3 separate regions of the Mus musculus genome follow, and regions 2 and 3 are each linked to region 1. The links are chromatin loops, found by intact Hi-C in ENCODE. Cell type or tissue: heart. All regions are shown on one strand.

Region 1 (8,000 bases):
TATGGTATGAAAAAGTCTGTAGCAAGTCTGAGAAAAGCTTCTTAAGGGTTCTTCCTTGCCTCATAATAAAATCTTGACTCACCGAACAGGACTAGCCTGCCTCTAGCTTCCCAACTGGTGCTCATTCTCTGAGGAAGGCTTGTGAGCAGCCCCTTCACCCTTGGGTTACCTAGCACTCCTGTTTCCTTCCCGAGGTGGCTGGGATCCTCCTCTCAAAAATCCTTTATTCTCTTTCCTACTTGTTACTTTCTCTTCAGGATTCTTCTCCTGGCCCCAGAACTCAATAGAGTCTCTTAACACAAAGGAAGTTCTTAGAAAATATTTGTTTAATTGATGGGCAACCATAACTGGAAAGAGTTAGAATTGATGTTGTGTTTTGAGATAGGGCCTCCCTTTGTAGTCCAGGGCATCATTGGTATCTTTGACTAAAAGCAAAATCTAGACTGGCCTCAAACCTGGGACCACCTCCTTCAGTCTTTCCAGTGCTGGGATTCCTGAGTGGACTGCTATGCCTAGATTAGAAATTGAAAGCCATATGAAAACTCACTAGTTAGCAAGATAATTTTAAAATACACCTTAACAAAAGAGTGTTTGAATAGAACTTCTCTGCATGGGTGGACATGAGTTATAAAAGGAGAGCCTTACTACCAAGGTATGGAATGCTTCCTTACGAGTGATTGGTTAGGGAGGCCCCAGAGGTCCCCAAAGGAACATAGGTAACTGTCATTGCCCTTGGTCACTTAACATAGTTTCAAGGTAAGACCCTATTGCTGAGGACGCCACACACTTTGGCTGCATGGCACAGAGAAACCAGTGCTAATCCAACTTGAAAATGTCTTATTTTTTGGCTAAGGTGCTATGTAGGCTGCTGGAGGAGGAAAGGCATCAAGAGTCTTACCTAGCACTGGACCTTGCATACTACAGTATTGACCTACTGAGCAGGATAAGCCCACTGCTATAATACTGGCATGGCTGTTAGGAGAGAACTAACAGCCTTCTGATTGGATTTGAGTCCTATCTCTGTGGAGAGAATATCATGCCTGTGGCAAAAGCTAGTGAATCTAGCTGGGGAGATCATAGGCTGTGGGCTAGAAGCTGCCATTATTATTCTGCTAAATGGTTACACTGTCTAAATAAGTTCTAAATGTTTATGTTTACATTCATAGACCTGGGCTGCTCTCCACCTTAGTCAGAGAAGCTCTCCCCCCCCCCCAAGTGGGTTGCAGTCAATGGATAGTTGTATGCATAGCTTAAGTACTAAGGATAAGAGACAGAGAGCTTAGGTGTCCTAAAAGGGATATTTAGGGGGACATTGCAGGAGAGGAGGCAGAAAGAAGGTAAGAGCTAGAGAATGGGAAGAGTAGTGTGAAATATTACTTTTTGTACATGACATGGCTATGCACACTCATGAGCTCACAGTACCTGTGGTCATCTGCATAAGCCCTGCACAAGATTAAGGTAGCCAAAATTCTGGTATTGATGGGAAGTGATCTCCAGGCCCCACCACTTACTGAGGAGCTACTGGTTTTGTTTGTTTGTTTGTTTGTTGTTGTTGTTTGAGAATGTTGTCATTGGCAAGTTTCCTGTGCTCCAGCGGAAGATCCATGGGCATATGAACAACACAGTGTATCAGCTGGCAAAAGCACTTATCAGTTCCTTGGCTAGTACTTACCATTTAACTGGGGTGGGGTAGCATTGTGGTGCCAGTTGCAAATTACACTGAGATAGTCTGCTGGCAAAGGCCCATGCTACTAACTCTGATGATCTCAGCTGAATCCTTGGGACCCAACATGATGAAAGGAACAAATTAATTCCCACATGAGAATCAATCCCTTCTACCTAAAAGGGGTATGTGTGTGTGTGTGTGTGTGTGTGTGTGTGTGTGTGTGTGAAGAAGAGAGTTCCCCTTTCCCTCATTAACTCTATTATTTTTGGATACATATACACATACAAGAAAAGAAAATGAAGTGTTTAAAAGTTTAAAAAGGGGGATAGTAGTGACTGGATGGATATCTTGTTTCAGTTATTTTTTTGAAACAGTGTTTCACACTGACGCTCCCCAGGAGTGCTTGGAGTTCAGTGATCCATCTGGTTCACCTCCATGAGCTGCTCAAGCAAAAGGTGAGAGCCATTGCATCTGGCTCTGATTGCTAAGTCTTTACTAGAACTACAAAGTACAGAGAGGACCTAGAAGGGAGATAGGATCACAGGAAAGGGGCGGGGGGGGGGGGGCGTGGGGGGAGATAAGCAAGAGTAGATCAGAAGTAGAGGGTAGGCGTATGAGGGAAACAGAATCATAGTGATTAGGACCTAAGATGCTCTGGATCGTAGGTTCTCATCTCTCCCTCTCTATCTCCCTCTCCTCTCCTTTCCTCCCCTTCTCCCCTTCTCTCTCCATGCTACGAATGGAAGCCAGGGCCTTTCATATGTCAGGCAGGCACTATCACTGAACCACATCCCAGGGGATTTATAGGAAAAAACACCTATTAAATGCTGACTTGGTTCTCAGTAAAAACTTTGTATAGGCTGTGCTTTATTCTAGCATAGACTGAGTTGACTCACCCAATGTCTTAAGAATTCTTAGTACACTAATGTAATTGGAAAGTTAGGGTGTCTCAATCTACAGGGTAGGAAAGGAAATAGACCGTTTTCACTAGTTTGTGAAAGTCCTTCTTTTTATGCAATAGTACTTAATGTTATCCTGTAGGAAAGACAAGGAGCCATGAAGATCTTTGTTGACAAGATGGAGAAGATATATTTGAAGGACATACCTGTTGGTACTCTGGATTAGGTGTACCAGTTGCATTTACGGACACCAAATACCCCGAGGTGTTAACAGCAGGCAGAACTACCAGGGAAGGGAAAAGCATTAATAGTACTAATGTTGTATATTCTTTCCAGTACCAGAGGCAAGCTTTACTTACAATTTATTATCTTTAGAGACACGTCAATGAGTAGGGCACATAGTGCCAGGCAGTACTTCCAACTCGGGAGGTGGGAGGCAAAACAATCAATGCGAGGGAGCCAGCCTGTGTAAAAATAGTGAGAACTGGTCTTTGAAGAAGAAATACCGTGAGAATAGTTACTATGAGACTAAATACTGTGAGAATGCCTGTGAAATAGTTAACTAGGAAACAGTCTTAAGCCTAGTAACTGCAACAAGGTGTCACATAGAGGCTGGGTGAGGTGGCTCACTTGGTTAAGGCCTTTGCTCTGAAGTGTAAACACCAAGAGTTTGAGCATCAAGACCCAGAGGGAGGAAGAGAAGAAACTCCCACAAAAAAGACCCAATACAGGAGAGTCAAAGATGGTTCTTCCAAAATGCACTCTTCAGTATTTGAAAAATGTTCCTAGAAACCAATGAGCAGAACCATGGTATGGTATGGTATGGTATGGTATGGTATGGTAACCATGGATATTGTTCCAAGAGAGCTTTTTCATTCGGGAAAAATTCGTATGGCTTCGAATAATGAATTATAGACAGTAAGCAACCGGCGAATAAACGCAGATAAGTAGGCAGCAAGTTTTAAGTAAAGTAAATGTAATATACGTTTTTTCTTTTTTTTTTTTAAAAGAAAATCGATAAAAGAAGGGTTTTAGTATTTTCAATTCTCTGGGAAGCGACAAGAGCAGGTTTCTTTGCTTATCCAAATCATTCTTGTCCCATACTGAAGTCGGGGAAGCTGTAGAGAAATGCCGGACATGGGTCCAGGTCCTGGGGACAGCGGGTCCGGAGCGAGGGGTGCGCTTTCAGGACGCCACCAGCCTGGGACGCCCCACACCCCAGCACTTGCTCATAAGATGCTAAGCTGCCTACAACTGGCGCTCCGACTGCTACAGGGCGGGGCTTGCAGAATGGGCGGGGAGAGACGAGGTGTGCGGCGCGCGCAGCAGCTCAGGGCGGGGCGGGGCGGGGTGGGGCGGCGCGGGGCGGTGCGGGGTGTGGGGGGGGAAATTGGCGTCGTGCGCGCACGCGCCAATCACAGATGCCGCGAGATGGGTGCGCGCCGAGAGGCCGGGGGAAGTAGAAGGGAGGACTCGCGTCCCCTCTTAGCCAATCGCTACGCAGCGCCTCCATGACGCTAGGCTCTCCTGGGCGCCAAACGCCAGTCGGCGGGCCGGGTGGGTGAGGGCGCCGGGGTAGGGCGCGGGGCCGCGCGGGGGTGGGACTTCCGCAGGGCCCCGGAAGTGGGATCTGTGTGTTCTCATGCGAACGGGAAGGAGCGTTGGGGATCTGGAGTCTCGAGGTTGAGACATTTTCGGGCCCGAAAAAGGAAGGATCGGCTGCCGTCGCTGCCAAGTCCGCGCCCGCTCTTCTTTGCTGTCTCCGGCCCGGCCCGGCCGTGCCGCCTTTTCTTGCCGTCTCCCTCCTCGGCCGTCCCCGCGTGTTTTGCGCGGTCGCCGGGCACCGGGGCTGCGGCGACGAGCCCGCGGGCGGCCGGTCGGGCGGGGCGGGCGGCTGACAGGTGAGCGGGGCGGTCCTCGGTCACCGACGGGGCGGCCTCCCTCCGCGCCCCGTGCTCGGACCCGCGCCTCCACCAGCCTGTCACCGGGCCGCCATCTTCCCGGAGGGACGGGGCCAGTGGCGGGCAGGGCCGGGCCCGGGCGGGGAGGGGAACGGCACAGGGCCGGGCTGGGGCCGGCGCTGGGGAGGACAGAAAGAGGGGCAGTGCCGCGGAGGGAGCGGCAGGGCAGGCTGGACTGTGGCCCCGATAGCCCGGGGTAGGCTGGACCTGGGAGGACCTGCGGGCCGGGGTCAGACCTGACTGACACGGCCCTGGCCGGGGAGGACTGGAGCGAAGTGAGACGTGTGCAGAGTCTTCCCGGAGGCCGCGTCTCCCAGGCTCTTGGGGGTTTGCCTATGCAGCCCGAGGAGAATGGGCTGGGGTCGCAGGCCACCATCGCCCCGAGGGCAGGCGGGCGGGCCCCGGGGACCCGCAGTGCGGCGCCCGGGGCCTCGCCCCCCTCGGTCCCGCCGGAGACCGGCCAGACAGCCGCGCTCGCTGCTGCGGGGAGAGGTGGCTCATTAGGGAATCGCATTCCTTTAGAACCAGGAAGTTAGGATCCTGTTGCTCGAGTGTGTGTTTGGAATGCTGCTCCCTTTTCCCCCATACACTTGATAGACTTGAGCGGGTCCGACTTTGAGATAGTTAAGAAATAAAAATTAAATGTGAAGACTCATGGTAACCGGCCAGGAACCTCTTAACCACCTGCTTCTCAGTGGTGTATAGTAGAACATGAAGTTTGTTGAGTTGAGGTCATTGCATCTTGTGACTTTCAGTGAATGTAATCTTGTTAACCCCCTCGTTTTTTGGTGTAAGGTGGCTTTGAATTTGGACTGACTCGAAATGTGAGAAAACGACCCGGAGAAAAATGATCTCAATCTGCCTTCCATTCGCGACCTTCTCACTGGCGTTGGAATACTTTGTTTTAATCATAAACTGAAACTTTGAAGTTTTCCATAACTGAACAAACGGGAGGGCTTCCCATGGCTGCAGTGGAATTAGTTTGTAGCACACAGTCAAACAAGGGAGTTTTAAATAGAGGCAATAGCAACTGCATTTGTTTCTTTTAGGATATTTAGCTGCTTCCCTTTTCAAATTGAGTTGAATATTTAAAATGCACTTGCAGTTTGTTTTGAGTTGGTGTTTGCAAGACCACAAGAGGAGAAAAGGGTGATGGTTTTTGTTTTTGGTGGTCTTTTAGTATATTATGTGCAATTTCTATACTTCCCTAACTTGGTTGGCTTCTCTTATTTACAGTCAGGGTTAATTTAATTGAGGCTTTTTTTCTTCGTGCTTAATATACCAAAATCCAGTATTGTAATCAAATTGTACAAGAAATAGTTTAAGGAGATTTGTTGGGAATTGCTAAAGTAGAATGCTCTCTGAAAGTTTATTTTTTAGTTAGTACATTTTCCCTTAAAACTTTAACTAGTTAGAAATATATTTCATCTCATATTTTGAAAACTAATGTGACTTGAGTTGACTTATTTATATGGAACGGCATGGCTTCTTAGTCATTAGAAGCTATCCTGAGCTCACCTTTGATTCCAGCACTAGGGAGGCAAAGGAAGGGAGGCCAGCCTGGTCTACAGATGGAATGTCAGGGCTACACAGAGAAACCTATCTTGAAAAAAACCAAAAACAAACAAACAAAAAACTTACTTTCTTGGTGACTAAAATTTTGAAAAGTCTCATAAGACTGATGTAAGCATGAAGCATGCAGATGTTTGCTTTTTGCTATTTTTATTGTTACTGAATTCCTAATTTTGATATTCTGCCTTATAGGTGGCAATTTTAATTTATTACTCATGTCTTGATCACGTGTCTCTGTCATAGAAGACAGGTTCTGAGACAGCATATAAGTTTGGAGAAGGGAGCTATACTATATGTGAGTAGGCTCCAGAGAGAAAATAGATGATTATAATGGGTGTAGAAGTTTGCATTCATTTTTCCACACTGTAGAAGAGCAGCTGAAATGAAGTAGCTGAAATTTCATAGTAATGCTTTGGGGGCTTGTCCATTTTGTAAAAAAGAAAAAATCCTGAGATTTGAAGAATTAAATATATGTGACTTACCTAAATATGTACAAAGTTTGACAAAGATGTATTTAAACTCTGTGGAAACAAATATTTCACTTAACCACCTGTTTTCATGAAGAAGTCTTCACAATGTTATATGAAACGAACTTCTGAATGTTAAGTGAAAGTCTGTATAACAGTTTAATGGTGATTACAGTAAACAGTGCCTTCAAGAAGCAGCAGGCACTCAGAGTTACAAACACTTTTAGACATGGCTCATGTTAGCAGCCAAGAAAGGGCTGATAGACTCCTCTCACTGTCGTTTTTATGTCATGGGGCATTCACACTTCTGCTGAACTATGAACTAGGGTTATAGTCTGGATCTCTTCTTCTAGTGAGAAGTGATGGTCTTTTATGGTCTGCTGCATAGGATGAGGTTAATTCCTGTGAAGCCCATTTGCTCTTACAGAGTTAAAGGCGGAGTTTACAGTATTTAACTAACATACAGTGCTGCTGTCGATACTTTGAGATTAAAGTATATTCCTTCCTTAATTTTAGATTAGTAGAAGCAGAAAAATTGTATCTTGTTGTAATTTCCACCATTGAATCATTTTAACCTTAAAATGCAGATGTTGGAGGTGAGTCTGTTAAAAAGGGTTAGTGCTGCAGTTTGCTTATATTATTTCATGTGAAGAAATCTTGTTTTGTTGTAGCTTGTTTTTGTTTTTCTGTGAGAGTTAATTTTAGAGTACACAGTAAGTGAGCCCATTACAGGGTTAAATTCATGAGAACCCAGTTTAGTTTAAATGTTTTCCCCTGATTTACTTGGCAGTTCAGAAGACTGAACCCTGGTACTTGGTTATGCTAGGCAAAATCTATACTCCCAACCCTCTTTAATAAATTAATTTTTTTTTTTTTTTTAAATTAAGGCCAAAAAAAAATCACTAAGTTACCCCCAGGCCTTTATCTTGCTGTCTCACCTGACAGTAGCTGGGATTACAAGCATGTACCCCCAGGGCTAGCGAGTTTGCTCTCATTGTTAGACTTGTTGATGTTTTGGAGCTGACGCTCTCTGCAGTTACTGTAATTAGAAATGGATTTTCTTATTAGGGCATGGAATTGGAATAGCAAGCCTCTAGATTCCCTTAAGAAAAGGAAGGAAGGGGCCCTTTGTTCAGCCGCTGAGGACTCTTGCTCTCAAGCCTGCCTACCTGAGTTCAGTCCCTAGAACCCATATGGTAGGAGAGTACTGATTGCTGCAAGTTATCGTCTGACCTCTGCACACACAATAAATACATAAATGTGAAAACAAAACCAGAAGAGAAGGAAGATAAAGTCCGACTTGGAAATATTCCCCCTTAATATTGCGCCTTTCAAGCTGCTTTATTTCCCATGTATAGGTGTCTTTCTTGGAATGGGGAAAATTATTAGGTGTGCTTCCTTGTTTTTTGGTCCTTGCTCTCTTCCCCCACACCTC
Region 2 (8,000 bases), 230 kb before region 1:
GGACTCTCCCACTGATTTAGATAGTGAATGAACTGGTTTATATTTCCACCAACAGTATACAGAATTCCTCTTTTCTCTACATCCTAAACAACATTTGGTGGGTTGGTTGAGTTGTTTTGTTGTTGTTTTTGTTTTGTTTTGTTTTTTCTTGAAGATAGATGGACTGGTTGATAGAACTTGACACAAATCTAGACATGTCTGGGAAAGAGAACTCTTAATTGAGAGTAAGCCTCCACAGATTGATGTAGTAGGGCCCAGGCCACTGTGGGAGGTAGCACCCCTGGGTTGTATAAGCAATCCAAGGGGAATAAGCCAGTAAATTGCACTCCTCCATACTCTCTGCTTTAGTCCTGTCTCCAGATTCTTACCTTGAGTCTCTGCTTTGGAACGGACTCTACGTCAAATATACCCTTTTCTCCCAGAGTTGCTCTTAGTCTTGATGTTTATCACAGCAACAGAAAGCCAACTAAGAGCCAGGTGGTGGTAGCACACACCTTTAACACCAACACTTGGAAGACGAGACAGGAGGATCTCCCAGTTGGAGGCTAGCCTAGTCTACAGATCAAGTTGCAGGACAGCCAGAGCTACACAGTTTCAAAAAAAAAAAAAACAAAAACAAAAAAGAAGAATGAAGGAGAAATTAAAAGAAAGAAGAAAGCCAACAATAGGCATTCTAACTGGGAGAAACAAAATCTCAATCTAGTTTGGATTTGCAGTTTACTGATGGATAAAGATGTTGAACATTAGCCATCTGTAGTTCTTCATTTGAAAAGTATTTGTTTAGGGCTGGAGAGATGGTTCAACAAGTAAGAGCACTGGCTGCTCTTCCAGAGGACCAGGGTTCAATTCCCAGCAACATGGCAGCTTACAACTCCTGTAACTCCAGTTCCAGGATAACTGACACTCTCACACAGACACACATGTAAGCAAAACACCAATGCACATAAAATTTTTAAAAGACAGAGTAAAAATTACCTTAAAAAGTATTTGTTCTGCCGGGCATGGTGGCTCATGCCTTTAATCCCAGCAGAGGCAGGCGAATTCGAGGCCAGCCTGGTCTACAAAGTGAGTTCCAGGACAGCCAGGGCTACACAGAGAAACCCTGTCTCGAAACACCAAAAAAAAAAAAAAAAAGGTATTTGTTCAACTTGTTTTCCCACTTAGTAACTGTACTGATTGGGTTGGTTTTTTGGTATCTAATTCTCTATGTTCTGAATAGGTATTGTTTTGTTAGATGAATAGGTATTCACTGACATTCTAGATGGTGTCTCTTCACTCTACTTCTTTTGCTATGAAGCACCCTTTAAGTACTGAAGCCCCATCTGTCAATCCTTGCTGTTATTTCCGAAACACCTGAAGAGTCCTGATGGGACAGCTCTTGACTATATCTTCGACTGTTTTCCTCTAGCAGTTTCAAATTTCCATCTTCCATGAAGATCTCTAATTCATTTGAGTATATTGTGACAAGGTAGAAGGTTCTAATTTCAATCTACATGTGGATACATAGTTTTCCCACCATAAATATATGTTTTCGACACCTGTCAAAAATCGGATGTCTATAGCTGCATGATTTTATATCTAGATCTTAAAAGTTTTAAGATGGTAAATTTTAAATTCCTGTCAATAATTCTAATCAGTGCCATATTTGTGCTAGCATTTTCTTTAAATCTCTCTCTCTCTCTCTCTCTCTCTCTCTCTCTCTCTCTCTCTCTCTCTCTCTCCCCCCCCCTCCCCCCACCCCTCATTTGAGTTTGAGATTTTCCTGGTTCTTCATTCACCAGCTGATGCTTAATTGAAACTCTGACCTTTTGGACATAATGCTATCAGCCTTGGGAACTGTTACAGCAGGCCTTTCTTAGAACTGCTTTGACAAACAGAAGTATTGCTTACTGCTGCCAGAATAATACAGAAGGCAGAAAGTGAATTAAGGCTCCCTCCCTGTTCTGTCACATGAGGAAGACTCCTGGTTACTTCTGAGTGGTGGCACAATAGTCCATCCTCCTCTTTGGCTTTCACTCAGATTGCCATGGCTGAGGATGATCTTACCGGTCCCCGCAATTTCCTTGCCACTACAGAGGGATAGCCCCTTTTGATTTTATGAGTGTTTTGCCTGTGTGTATGCCTGTGTGCAACATGTATGCCTAGTGCCCACAGAGGTCAAAAGAGGGCATTTAATTCCCTGGAGCTGGAGTTATAGATGGTTGTGAGCCACCAGGTAGCTGCTAGAAATCAAAGCACCATCCTCTGGAAGAGCAACATGCGCTCTGAACTGCTGAGTCATCACTTTTTGCCATGGCCAGAAATCGAGTTGATTGCTTTCTTTCTTCTGTTTTATATTGTTCTTTGCCTGAGCCCTTTGCTGTCCCTAGGTTGCATACTTCTACAACATCAAAGTAGGAACATGTAACGGAAAAGGAAATTAAATTGTACTTCATGTTTCAGATCCCAGGGACTTAGCCAGTTAGTCTATTTACCTTTCCTTCTCCATCTTTCAATCTTCCATTCATTTTATGTATAATGTCCAGTGCTCCTAACTGTACTTCATTTTTCCTCTATGGGAAATTTTTTTTTTTTAGTTTTTCCCAACCCCTTTTTTCCCAAAAGCAGTGTTTTTATTTCCAGAGTTCTAACCTCATCAGTGGTAAGAAAGTAGGAAAGATCTTTTATCATTCCAGGGGCCTCTAAGCTGGTATGTTATTAGTAAACACACAGGCATGCAACATGCTGGGTTTGGTAAACTAATGACAATATTTAGTCTCTCTCTAGAAGAGTAAAGGTGTCAACCAACCTTTGCTTCCATAAGAATCCTGGATTTAGGATTTTCACCTCCAATTTCTCCTTCTGAAGGTTTGGAAACAACTGACAGAACAGTAGGCAGGAAAGAAAATGCAGTTTCCAACATGGAGTCAGACATCCAATTAAAGTTCTTATTTATTCTTCAGGAAAACTGGCTGACTCTGTTTCTGTAACTGCTATGCAGTAGCTTTAGATCCATAGTCAGAATGTGCAAGACCCCGCTCATTATCTGAAAGCCTACTCTTCATCTATTCCAATTAAAGGAGACATCAAAGTCCTCTCATCTTAGCATTCTGTGTGCAGCTCTTCTGTACAGTATGGACAGTGTATTTCAATTACTGCCTCATATTTTCTGTAACTAGGATATGTTGTCAGCTGTCACCTCAAGCATCACAAGCATCTAGTTGTTTTGAACAAATGAGTCACAGTTGGAACCCAGTAACTTGTCAGGTGCTTTTTATCCATATGAAATTTACTAGCATCTTTTCTTCTAACAGCCCCTGATGTTAAGGTTAGCCTGAAAAGCAGACTATACCTAGCAAAGCTAGCCCCCAGGTTAAACAAAATGGTAATGTGGAAGCAAAACCAGCACTGGACCTCCAGACATGTCTGGTAGGTCCACAACTTCTGTCTCTGTACCTGTAGCTCCTACACTAGGAACACCAGCTCCTCCCGGTAGCTGTAATCTGTCATCAGTCTTTCTCTGTGACATTATCTTCATCTTTACTTCTGCCTCTATATTTACAACCTCCAACCTCTATCTTTCCCCCCAGAAATCTGTACTGGTCCTATGCTTGCTGACTTAACTGAACTAAAAATACAGAGGACATTAATGAGACACACATTTGATTGTATCTGTGAGAGAAAATTAGAGAGTGGAGAAGAAGACACACATCTTAGCTCTGTTCACTGCCACCTCTCTTGGGCTGGGGTCCGGGACTCAATGAGAGGGAAGAAGAAAGCTAGCAGAGCACCAATTCTGTGCTTCCTCACTGGCGCCATGGACTGGAACACTCCCAACAACAGGTCTCTATGGGCTGCATTCCTCTCAACTGTGAACCAAAACAAACCTCCCTTGCTTAAGTTGTTTTGAGTCAGAAAGTTGGCCCCGGCCTCCCTCGGTAATAAGAAAAGTAACTACTCCAGTTCCTAGTATCATTTCCTTCCATTCACACTACATCAAAAAAATGGAAGTACGTGACGGCTTCTGTGCTGGTTTAAATAGGCTTGGTTGAGGGAGTGGCACTATTAGGAAGTGTGGCCTGTTGGAGTGGACGTGTCCTTGCTAGAGGAAGTGTGTCACTGTGCAGGTGGGCTTTGAAGCCCTCCTCCTAGATGCCTAGAGACAGTCTTCTCCTGTTTGACTTCAGAACAAAAATGTAGAAGTCTCAGCTCATTCTTTAGTGCCATGGATGCTGCCATGCTTCCCACCTTGATGAAAATGGACTGAATCTCTGAACCTGTAAGACAGCCCCAATTAAATGTGGTCCTTTATTAGAGTTGCCTTGGTCATGGTGCCTCTTCACAGCAATGGAAACCCTCACTAAGACAGCTGCCAAACCAGGTACTAACATGAACTAACCATGTATTAACAAAAAGTAATTAGAGAGAAAGTGGCAGGAGGATCAAAACTCAAATCCAGCCTTGCTTGAAAAGGGAGTTCAAGGCCATCCTAGGTTACCTGAAACCCTGTCTCAAAAAAATAAAAGGATGACTCAGAGGCTAAGAACCTATGCTGCTCTACCAGAGGAAACAAGTTCACTGCAGGAACGGTCAGGCAACTCACCACCACGTGCAACTCTAGAGTAATCTTGACCTTCCTACTGTTACATCCCTTTAATACAGTTCTTCATGTTGTCGTGACCCCTAGCCATAAAATTACGTTCACTGCTACCTCATAACTGTAAGTTTGCTACTGTTATGAATCATAATGTAATTATCTTTGTTTTCCAATAGTCTTAGGCAACCCCTGTGAAGGTCACAACCCACAAATTAAGAATCTCTGCTCTAAAGAATCTGATTTCCTCTCTGGCTTCTGTGGCCACTGCACTCACATGGCCCTCATGCGGATACAATTAATTAAATATTTGAATTACTAAAAAAATTCAGAGGTTTGGGGTTTGTGATCCTAGCAAGAAGGTACACAAGACAGTAGTCACTTGTACAAGAAATACTCAAGCGGTATACACAGAGCACAAGCTAGCCAAGTGAAAACAGAAAGAATGGAAAGCAAAGGGGAGAAAGTCAATTGTGGGTCGACCTGAGGTTGAAAAACTACCACAGACTGTCGCTTATGAGACTGAAATTGATCCACAAATACAGAGGCACTGATCCTCACACAAAACCACTGTGAGGGAGAATTTTCAACTTCAATTTGTAGTCTGATGGTATTTTACAAACTAGACAGTATTAAAAAGGTAACTGAAGCCGGGCGTGGTGGCATGCCTTTAATCCTAGCACTAGGGAGGCAGAGGCAGGCGGATTTCTGTGTTCGAGGCTAGCCTGGTCTACAGAGTGAGCTCTAGGACAGCCAGGGCTACACAGAGAAACCCTGTCTCGAAAAACAAAACAAAACAAAACAAAAAAAAGCAAAACAAAAGGTAGCTCAAAAGAGAAAGAAAACTCTTTCACTCTGAAAATAAAATAGGTCTACCTGGGCATAATGGTGCATGCCTTTAATCCGAGCACTGGGGGGGGGGAGGGGGGGTGTAGAAGCAGGCAGATCTCTGAGTTCAAGGCCAGTCTAATCTGGTCTAAATAGAGAATCCCAAGACAGGACAGCCAAGGCTTCACAGAGAGGAACTGTCTCATAAAAAAAGAGAAAATACATCTGGGGTGGGATGTAGCTCAATGGGAAGGAGGCTGATTGCTAGGCATAGCTGAGACCTTGGGTTTCATCACCAGCATCACACCAAACAAATTATTTTATAAAGTTACTTTTACTATGCACTAATTCACCTATATATGTTTTTAAAAAGAAAGAATCTAAAGCTCCAAAAGGTAATTACTTTCTTTCAAACACTCACATCAATTCACCCAGTTCAGTAAGACAGATCAGTACATTAAATGTAAAGCTGCAATATAGTTTCTCCTGCACTCCTAACTGGTTGGCCTGCCAAACTCATCTGTCCTTATTCCATGCTGTCATGGGCATATCCTCTTCTCTGCTGTTTATAAACAAGGCAGAACAATACATGTCCAGCTTTAGTGCAACATATTTAACAAATGAATAAAATCTCTACACACACTGTTAATATACCAAATTCACTACCTTGGTAAATGGTATAACATTAAACCGCACCAATGAACACTTAGCTCTCTCTCTTTTCAAGGCTCTTTTTAGTATGTATGTTCCACAGTAAGGTGTTACTACCTACAGTATCAGATTTTTATTAAGTACATACAACCAAACAGGAAGCCTGCTGAAGTAGTTTTATAAGCAATACAACAAACAATGTATGCTTTTATTTGAGATAATATAAAACATTACTCTCTATTTCATACTTTGGAGGAAGAATTTTAATTTTCTTTCAACAAGAAAAAACTGATTTATTTCAAAATAAATACCCGGTTTATCCCAAAAATGTTAGTTATACATTAAAAAGATGGTTATATAATTTGCAGATGGTAGTATAAACTATAAAATGTCACTGAACCTCCAAAAGTTCAATAAAGGTATTAATAATATTAATATTTTAAGTGTTGATTGTAATAGTACTTTTAAAATTAACTTCTAGAGGGCTGAATCAATGCAATATCTAACCAGTAACAGAAAAGAGAATGGTCTCTACACGCAACCTTGGAAATCTGTCACCAGAATTAAGTTACTTAAAATGTTCTGTCACTGATGAGATGAAGGCAAATGATGCACACTTATCGAGTCTAAGGATGGCACTGAGCTGACAGGCATCAGTAATTAAATAAGCTACCACCAAGAATTTTTTTCTCAATAACCAAAAAAGAAATTCAAATCTAGAAAGCATATCTTTCTTTGAATAAATCAGGACAGGACAACTAACAAAACTCTTAGTATCACTGCTGGGGGAAATACCCAACCCCAAGGATTTTACCTCAAATCAAGGGCAAAGTAAGATAACAGACCAACGTACCTATACTAAAGGAAGTAACATCTCAGAGTAAGAAAACCAAAGGAAGCATACTTAGGTCCTGTGTCCAGAAATTTATGCAAGAAGGCTTGATATACACTGCAAAAACGTAGCTGTCATAAACATCAAGGTCACACTGTTATTTCATGTGGCCACTGGCCACTGCTCTGCGTCTCCTATGGGCAACACTAATAGAAGGCCTCTACTTACTTTGGTCAGGTTATATTTATATATACTATGCTCAAGTATGTGGCTTAGGTGTCAAAGAGAATTTACAAACACTTGAAAATGTGATCGGCAAAGTAACCAAAACAGCAAGGAAGGTAGCATAATAGAAGATTTCTTAGAAAAGGGAGAAGTATCCTGGAGGCTTATTATCACCAGGTGTACTGCTTAGAGGTAAAAAGGTTTCAGTACCGCTTTGATGGCATACTTTGTAGGCCACAATAAGCAATGTAAAGAAAACCCATCTGAACTTCAAAGAAACTGCCTAGCAATCTACATCCGGGCAAGAGAGTGAGTGGTGTAGAGCTAACGGTCCTCGTCTTCAAGCACAAGAAACATCGAAGAGTTCAAGTTAGATGATAAAACCTCTAAGAACCTGATCAATCGTTCGGTTATGTCTGCTCGCGAAGTGAAATGGCATATTTATGCAACTTTTTGGTAAAACTGGCCCATTATGATGCCTTAAAACTTAGGAAATAGAAGTGTACGGGGAAGAAAAGGAAGTCTTCAGAAAGAGAAACAAAGGCGTGGCGGGGTTTTACCACTTCAGCATCTGCTTACCCCATCTCCGCCCCCCACCCTTCCTCCTTCCCAGAGGCCATACCCCGTCTTTGCGGGATCGAAGGCCACCATCTTCGAAAACTCTGGGCTTCCCACGGGACACAGACAGCCAGGTAGACGCCACTTGAGTACACAGGGAGCCAGAGAGAGTGCGCAGGATTAGGACTGTATCCTTCATCCACCTCGAAGCCTCGTCCCCACCGCCACCCGGACACCTGACATCCCCCGAGCGCCCGAGAAGGATGCCAAGCCAGACAGCTGAGAAGATGGCGTCACCTGTCACAGCAGCAGCACTCGCGTCCGCCTGGAACC
Region 3 (8,000 bases), 200 kb before region 1:
GTTGAGAAGGCAGGAGTAAAGCTTCCAAACTAACCCATTAGCAATGATCTCTTGAATTTTCTTAATTTCCATCAAGACCAACCCACAGGAATTCCAGTGAGAAAACTGTAGTTGTCAGAGCGCGCTTCTCAAGGCATCTGACATCATCACGCACAGACACTCAAGGAGAGTCAGGGACCCGCCCTAGCCTTGCCTCCAGCTGATTGGCGAGCCCGGGCATGGTCCAAGGTGCCATTGGCTGGCGACCGACAGGTCGAACCCTCCTCAAGAAGCCTCCCCAGAAAGGAAGCTTCCCCACCGCGGAGCAGCTAGACGTGCGGGCCGTCTCAGCTGTCCACTGGGAGTCGCCAACACCCTCGCTCGGGTCCCAGGGCCGCAATCACTCCTGGAGACCTCCAGCGCTTCTTTCAGAGCCACACGCAGGGCAAGTGGTGCCACCGCGCGCTAACCTGGCGCGGCCGTGACGTCAGGCTTGTGCTAGATTGGCAATTGGCTGGAGGCATGTGGCGCGGACGGACACTGGCGCGAGCGATTGGATATGCTGTTAGAGGGCGGGGCCTGGAGGCGGAGCATGCTGCGGAGAGGATTGAAGTACAGCTCTCCGCACAGCTTCTCAGCACCTGCAGCCGGAATCTCTGGTAAGCCTCCCTTCTATTTGGGGAAGGATGGCGAGAGGGGACCAAGAAGGGTGGGTGGCTGTATGAGGCTGAGGTGATGCGGTTTCCCAGCTTGACTCGCCATGGTGGCCTCTGACGTTCGGGGCTGGGTGCCTGGTCCTGGAAAGCGTTGGGTGGCCGACTGAGTCCCATCGGGTTCTCAGGGTTGTCCATGGAAACTCCCTGACGAGCGATTCAGCAGTCGTGAAATGTAATGGTTCATAGCCCTTGGGGAGTTGAGTTATAAAAAGGGACCTGAGAAAAATCTGTTCTTCCCTCCAGTATGGAGTACTTCACTTGTCTTCTTCCAAAAATGAATAAATAGGTCTACCCCTAAGCTTTCTTCTAGTTTAAGAGTGCTTTGCAGGTGTTGTGGTTGGTAAACGTCCACGTGGGTTTATAAAGAGATGGAAACGCGTCTTCGTTATGTGTCTAGATCTTTTTCTTGAGTTCGGTGATGTGCATTTGTACTTTAAACATCTTTAAGTGGGTGAGAAAATATCACTTTATCCTGTGATTCTGAAGTTCATTCTTTATATCCTGGCATTAGGAGTTCAAGATGTTATTTCAGAAAGTTTACAAATTGCTCACATTTGAAAACTGCCCTAGAGAGGATTTTAAATTAGTTTATGAATGTTGTAATTGAAGTCCACTTTCACTTCTAACAGTGTTTGTGTTAGAATGTCAAACTAATACAATGACTTTTCTCTGTGTTAGTGTTCTAGGTCAGATCAGACATTCTGTCACAATGCCTGAAATAAATACCAGCCATCTTGATGAAAAACAGGTTCAGCTTCTAGCGGAGATGTGTATTCTTATTGATGAAAATGACAATAAAATTGGGGCTGACACCAAGAAAAACTGTCACCTTAATGAAAACATCGACAAAGGTACTGTCTTAAAGTATTCTTTGTTATAAAGTGACTTGTCTGGACATTTAGCTAAGAAAAATCCTGAGATGAAAGGAATGCTTTCTCTTCTGGGGTTTGAAGAGGGTCTCACTGTGTATAGCTCTGACTGGCTGGTTGTCACAGACATCTGCCCCCCAAGTACTGAGAGATTCATTTCTTAATGCTGTCTTACCTTTCATTCCAGTTAAATGGTGTGTACAAGTAAAATCTACCTTTCTACCTCTCCTGTAATATTTCCCTCCACTAAGTGGCTTCAGAGTTATTTGGGGATCATAAAGAAGGAATAGATATTATCATAGTTCTCAAGTCTGTCTTTCAGAAGATTAGAGAGAGGAGTAGGTATTGAAGGAAAATATGATCCTACACACACACACACACACACACACACAGCAGGATACCAAATGGTCTGGGTTCAGCCACAGAGAACTTCATGTTAGAAGACTGGGAAGCAGCAGAACTGTCAAAATATGATTGAGAATAATCATATTCTCAACTTCAGGAGGGAAAACCAGACAAATAGCTGGCAAAATCTGACCAATCATATTTGTTTTGCTTTTAGGATTATTACATCGAGCTTTTAGTGTCTTCTTGTTTAATACTGAAAATAAGCTCCTGTTACAGCAGAGATCAGATGCTAAAATTACCTTTCCAGGTTGGTATACTTAATGAATAAGGTAGAGTTTGCTGGGAACTATTTAATCCGACTGAACTTTTTTGAGCCAACATCTAAAAGAATCAGCCAGGCACACGGCTTCACTTGTATTTTATAATAAGTAACCTTATCCACTGAGTCTAATCTAATCTGAATTATCTCTGTGTTTTGATCTTGATTAAGAAAGCTTTAAAACTTACCCATAAATGTCTTTTAGAAAATACTTCTGGAAACCTGTTATAATTAACTTAAAATTCTATTTATCTGATTACTTAGGAAAGTTTTTCCTCGGTCTTTCAAGGATTGGGGAAAAAATTCTTCTTTGTTCATATTACTCTTTCCCAGGTTGTTTCACCAATAGTTGCTGTAGTCATCCATTAAGTAACCCAGGCGAGCTGGAAGAGAACAACGCCATTGGTGTGAAGCGAGCAGCAAAGCGGCGCTTGAAAGCCGAGTTGGGAATACCCTTGGAAGAGGTACCCGCTCTTACTACTATTACACAGTCTGCAGCCTAAACTCAGGCATGTTAAGACACTGGGTAATTACCAGAAAGAAATTTTCAGCAATGCTTTGAGTGGAACCCAGAGTTTTGTACATTCTTGGTGTGTGTTCTTCCTTAAGTTCCAGGCCAGTAACTTTGTTTTGAGATAGAATTTAACTATGTAGTCCAAGTTTGCCTTAAATTCTTGATCCTCCTGCCTCAGTATCCCAGTTGCTGAGATTATAGTAGTATATGATCTGTGTTTCTTAACTTCCGGATTTACTGTATTAGCCCTTCAATAAGAACTACTATGTGCATTTTTATTGTCTTGGGTTTTGAGACAGTGCCTTGCTGCCCAGCTCTTATTGGCCTCCAACCAAATGCTAGGTTTTGCCTCCTAAATGCAGGGATTATTGGCCCACATTCCAAATCTAGCTAAATTTTTATCTCACTCTTTTTTAAAAAATACCTCCTAGATTTAATTTATTTTATATGTATGAACATTTTGCCAACATTTATGTACACAATATGTATGCCTGGTGCCCAAGGACACCAGAAAAGAGAGTGTTCGATCCCCACATGGGTGCTGGCAACCAAATCTGGATCTTCTGGTAGGTACTGCTGAGCCATCTCTCAGCCTCTTTTTTAAATAATAATAATAATACCTATTTTTACTTTGTGTCTTTTTCCTGCATGTGTCTCATGTGGGCCATCTACATGCAGTACCAGAGGAAGCCAAAAGAGGGAGTTGAATCCCTTGGAACTAGAGTTAAGGACAGGTATTGGCTGCCATGTGAATGCTAAGACTCAAACCATAGTCCTATGGAAGAACAAGACAGCACTTTTAACTCCTGAGCCATCTTTCTGGCCACCCTCTTTATTTTATTTTATTTTATTATTTATTTATTTATATTTGAGAGTCCATGGATCTCATGTGGCTCAGGCTAACCTTAAACTTGAGCTGTAGCTGAGGACAACCGTGAGGTGATGATCTGCCTGCCTTTAGTCTCCTAGCGCTGAGAATACAAGTATACACCCTGGGCTTCATCCATGCTTGGCAAGCCCTCAGTGAGCTAAATTCCAGCCCTCAGGAGGTAGAGGTAGCTGGTTCAGAATTGCAGGTCAGTCGTATCTACTTAAGAGAGTTCTAAGCTAGCCAGGGCTACATGGTAAAACTTTGCCTCAAAAATAGGTTAGAAAGGTTGGTAGGAATGTAGATAGACAGACAGAAAGATACATACATAGATAGAAAACGTTTTTAGAAAGAACAATTCCAGGGAAATCAGCTCATTCCGATTGTGGTTCATGCTTCTAAGGATGTCTACAAGAAAACATTCATCGCTGATTTGATCAATTATAATAGCCAGCCTCGTAGACTTGAACAAAACTATGACTGTTATTTTAAGAAACAAATTTTAGGGCTAGCTAGCCTAGAGCTCACTGTGTAGACCAGGCTAGCCCTGAACTCATAGAGATCTGCCTGCTTCAGCTTCCAGCCAACATGCTAGGACTAAAGGAGTACACCACCAGGCCTGACTAAACTGTCCTCTTTGAGGATTCAGACAAAGTGTCTCAGATGCAGTTGAATGTTTTACTGTAACAGCAATTTTAAAATAAGGATGCTCCATTCTAGTTTGAGTACTTTTTAATATTTTGAAAACAAATTAACTTGTGTTTGGTCTCAGGAATAAAAAAATTGAGACACTCAAGACAGTAATAATTTTTCCATATATTTAAAAGCTCTGATTGTAAAACTGTGCTGCTGTCATTCAGGATACTGTTAGAGGGCTGGAGACATGGCTCAGCTAGGAACACTGGCTGCTCTTCCAGGAGACCCGTGTTTAACACTTAGCACCAGCATGGCAGCTTACACTCCTCTGCAACTCCAGGTCTAGGAGATCAGTTGCCTCCTTCTAGTCTCCTAAGGCACCAGGCACATACCTGGTACACAGATACACATGCAAGCAACACACTCATACACAAAAAATACATTTAAAAAATAAGATATTCTTGAGATATGTTAATTTTAGGTTATCTTTTGTCACGAGTCAGTTTTCCCTTTTCTTTGGTTTCTGTTATTGTTTGTTTGGTTTTTGAGACATGTCTCACTGTACATCCCTGGCTAGCTTGGAACTCACTGTGCCTTAAACTCAGAGAATCACCTACCTCTGCCTCCTGAGTACTGGGATTAAAGACATGCACCCCTCTGCCTGACCTCATCAGTAGTATTATTAACTGATTTATCTTTTCTTCTTGTAGGTTGATCTAAATGAAATGGATTATCTAACAAGAATTTACTACAAGGCCCAATCTGATGGTATCTGGGGTGAACATGAAGTTGATTACATTCTGTTTCTGAGGAAGAATGTAACCTTGAATCCAGATCCCAACGAGATTAAAAGCTATTGCTATGTATCAAAGGAAGAAGTCAGAGAAATTTTGAAGAAGGCAGCCAGTGGTGAAATTAAGTTAACTCCGTGGTTTAAGATAATTGCAGATACTTTCCTCTTCAAATGGTGGGATAACTTAAACCATTTGAGTCCATTTGTTGACCATGAGAAAATACATAGATTGTGAATGTGTAAATGATTTGAAAAATTTTCTACCTGGTAAGAATGGTTTGGTTTGGTTTTAAATTGGGCCCTCTTATATGATACATAGGTATTTTACAACCAGAATTTGTTTTGAGAAAAGAAAAACTCAACTAGCTTACAGTTTTATATCATATATCCCATATATATGCACTGATGTCTGTAAAAGATATTTAGGTGAGGTTATTGCAAAATTATGCCATAAGTAAAACTTAATTTAGCCTGTCCAAATACCTGGCTATGACAAGATTGAGGAAGTAACTAGAACTCATATTTTACATTTGATAGACACTTTCAGAACTCTTTGCTAATTGTCAAGTGTTGTTTATATCTTTAGATTTTTATCATACATCAGAAAATTGAGCAGCTGCTTTGAAACAGCACTAAGAGGTTAAATGGGCAGGGCTCAGGAGACAGCTCAGTGTACCATGATTGCCTTGCAGGCATGATGTCATGGGTTGTTGAGTCCCTAACCCTAAAGATAATTGTAACAACAGCAGCAACAGGCAGAGCAGGTTCAGAGGGAAGTATATGGCGCTCTCTCTCTCTCTCTCTCTCTCTCTCTCTCTCTCTCTCTCGGTCTTCAGACAGGATGATTAATCTCAGGAACCCTGTATAACCAATACTGGATGCTCAAGTCGATAGAAGGTATCGTATTTGCATATTACTGACTACACTTCACCTCGTCTCTGGCGTGGCCATGACACTCAACCCAGCGTAAATGCTCCTGTAAATGATAGTTGTACTATGCTTTATGATAAGGAGACGTCTGCATGTGCGGCACAGATCAAATATTAATAGACAGTTGCTTGAGCCCTTGGATGTTTGGCCCACAGATTTAAAAGGCCAGTTCTGTATACTAATTTTTGTCATTCTCACTTGATTTTGTGCTTTAACCATCCTGAAATTATTATTTTACTACTTAAAGGTAACTGTTACTTTTGGTAGTAATGGTAACTGATTAGCTATTCAGCAAAATCTGTTTATAGTCCTAGTGAAAAAGATGGTTAGTCATAATGTGTGAGTGAGTTCTACTTTAAAAAGTTGAGAAAACCTTTGACTCTACCATGGCTGGCCCTGGATCCTCTTGTTGTAGGGGGTCTGGCTTGAGTTAGATAATTTAGTAGCATTAGCACCCCTTTTTAAGACAACAACAACAAAAGAAAATCTAGGGAAGAGTGGGGGCGTGTTTCTTTCTCTGTGTAGCTCTGGCTATTCTAGAACTCAATTTGTAGACTAGGCTAGCCTCAAAACCCAGAGATCCACCTTCCTCTGACTCCCAGGTACTGGGATTAAAGGAGTGTACCACATGGCCAGCAACAACCAGAATTTGAATGGGTGATAATCAAGAGTCCCGTAACGGGCTCGCTGTTCTATGATCAGGGCTTATTTTAGAGGTGGAAGTGGGAAGGAGTAGGGCTGAGGAAACATACAGTGACTAGACTGATGTCCCAGAATAGGCATATATTAAGATTTTGAGGTTATAGAATAGGCATATATTGATACTGTGTTTTGATTGATGTTCTTTTAAAACTTGCCACAGGTGTGTCACATTTGAGCTCTTTAGACAGCTTTATTCTTAAGTGCTGCATAATGGATACATTTTTTCTTATAAAAATTTTATAAACCTAATTTCTTGCTAACTCTGAACAGTTGATTTATCATTGGGGATATGACTATGTTGCAAGAATTTATTGAAAATTAAAAATAAATTATTTTAATATTGTCTGGCTTGTTAATATCTGGATATTATGGTTAATCTGTGTATTATATCTTAAACATGATAAATGCTATAAACCTTTAACATAGGTAAAATACTTGTAGTTTTATTTTCTAGGAATTGACTGGCTACACATGATTAGTTCCCAGTAGCTTTAGCTAGCTAGTGGCTATTCCGCTTAACATTAGTCTGTAGCCTGGGACTCTGTAAGTGCCAGTGTCAGGTCCTGCTGTATTGCTAGACTCCTGTGAGGGCATGATGTGTACAAACAGCAGGACCCAGTAAACTCCTTAGCACCAGCATCTTTTAAAATAAGGAATTGTATCCCTCTCCCAAAACATAACTACCTCTGACCTTAGGATTTAAGGTAGATGTGTTAGTTCTGAAGGATAGTTAAGGTGTTTAGTTGTTCTTACTCTACTGGACGGTGGTGGGAACATTGGCTTTCCCTTCTAATGGAAGAAACACATAGCAGGGCACACCTAAAATAAATCCTAGTGAAAGTTGTCTCTATTTCCTTGGAGATGCTGGTTGGATCAGTCTCATCCGTTGGACCCTTACCAGGGTACCAGGGATAGAAATCTAGTGGGATGACATATCTTTTTTTTTTTTGATTTATTTATTTATTATATGTAAGTACACTGTAGATGTCTTCAGACACTCCAGAAGAGGGCATCAGATTTCGTTACGGATGGTTGTGAGCCACCATGTGGTTGCTGGGATTTGAACTCGGGACCTTCGGAAGAGCAGTCAGTGCTCTTAACCACTGAGCCATCTCGCCAGCCCGGGATGGCATATCTTGATTAACTTGCAAAGGTAAACTTTTTTTAAAAAGACTTTTCCTTTCATTTTTTAGCCCTAATAATGTACTTTCTACATAGTGAATTTGAGCATATTTTACTTGAATATCCTGAGAAACAGCTTTCTGCCTTAAATTTTTATAATCATGTATGTAGTATTGTTAAGGTTCAGGAATCACCAGAGAATGA

The links. Peaks named below come from ENCODE experiments on the same cell type or tissue, not always from the same donor. Only the 100,000 strongest peaks of a DNase experiment are listed, where the experiment ranks them.
Region 2: it touches region 1 in a loop (3-fold over the local background); 3 of 42 quality-filtered maps call a loop at or near these places.
Region 3: a loop joins it to region 1, with 2.8 times the contacts of the local background. A loop is called at or near these places in 14 of 42 quality-filtered maps.

The regions. Positions count from the first base shown.
Region 1 is chr13:9,089,715-9,097,714 of GRCm38, forward strand. Larp4b (La ribonucleoprotein domain family, member 4B) reads left to right here and starts at 4,167. Exons shown (of 18, transcript NM_172585.3): 1 at 4,167-4,466. In heart, no CTCF peak of the experiment used is centred here; DNase peaks (open chromatin) are centred at 4,087 and 4,777; H3K4me3 peaks cover 2,811 bases; H3K27ac peaks cover 2,299 bases.
Region 2 is chr13:8,862,906-8,870,905 of GRCm38, forward strand. It overlaps Wdr37 (WD repeat domain 37), which reads right to left. Exons shown (of 14, transcript NM_172445.3): 1 at 7,965-8,000. Among named protein-coding and RNA genes, the nearest start is that of Wdr37, 4.1 kb to the right of the region's middle. In heart, no CTCF peak of the experiment used is centred here; a DNase peak (open chromatin) is centred at 3,946; H3K4me3 peaks cover 1,220 bases; H3K27ac peaks cover 1,075 bases.
Region 3 is chr13:8,885,359-8,893,358 of GRCm38, forward strand. Idi1 (isopentenyl-diphosphate delta isomerase) reads left to right here and starts at 248. Exons shown (of 5, transcript NM_145360.2): 1 at 248-638; 2 at 1,374-1,546; 3 at 2,127-2,219; 4 at 2,565-2,695; 5 at 4,960-7,038. The coding sequence starts at 502. The coding sequence ends at 5,277. In heart, CTCF peaks have their summits at 374 and 3,431 (motif pointing right); DNase peaks (open chromatin) are centred at 293 and 483; H3K4me3 peaks cover 2,088 bases; H3K27ac peaks cover 1,146 bases.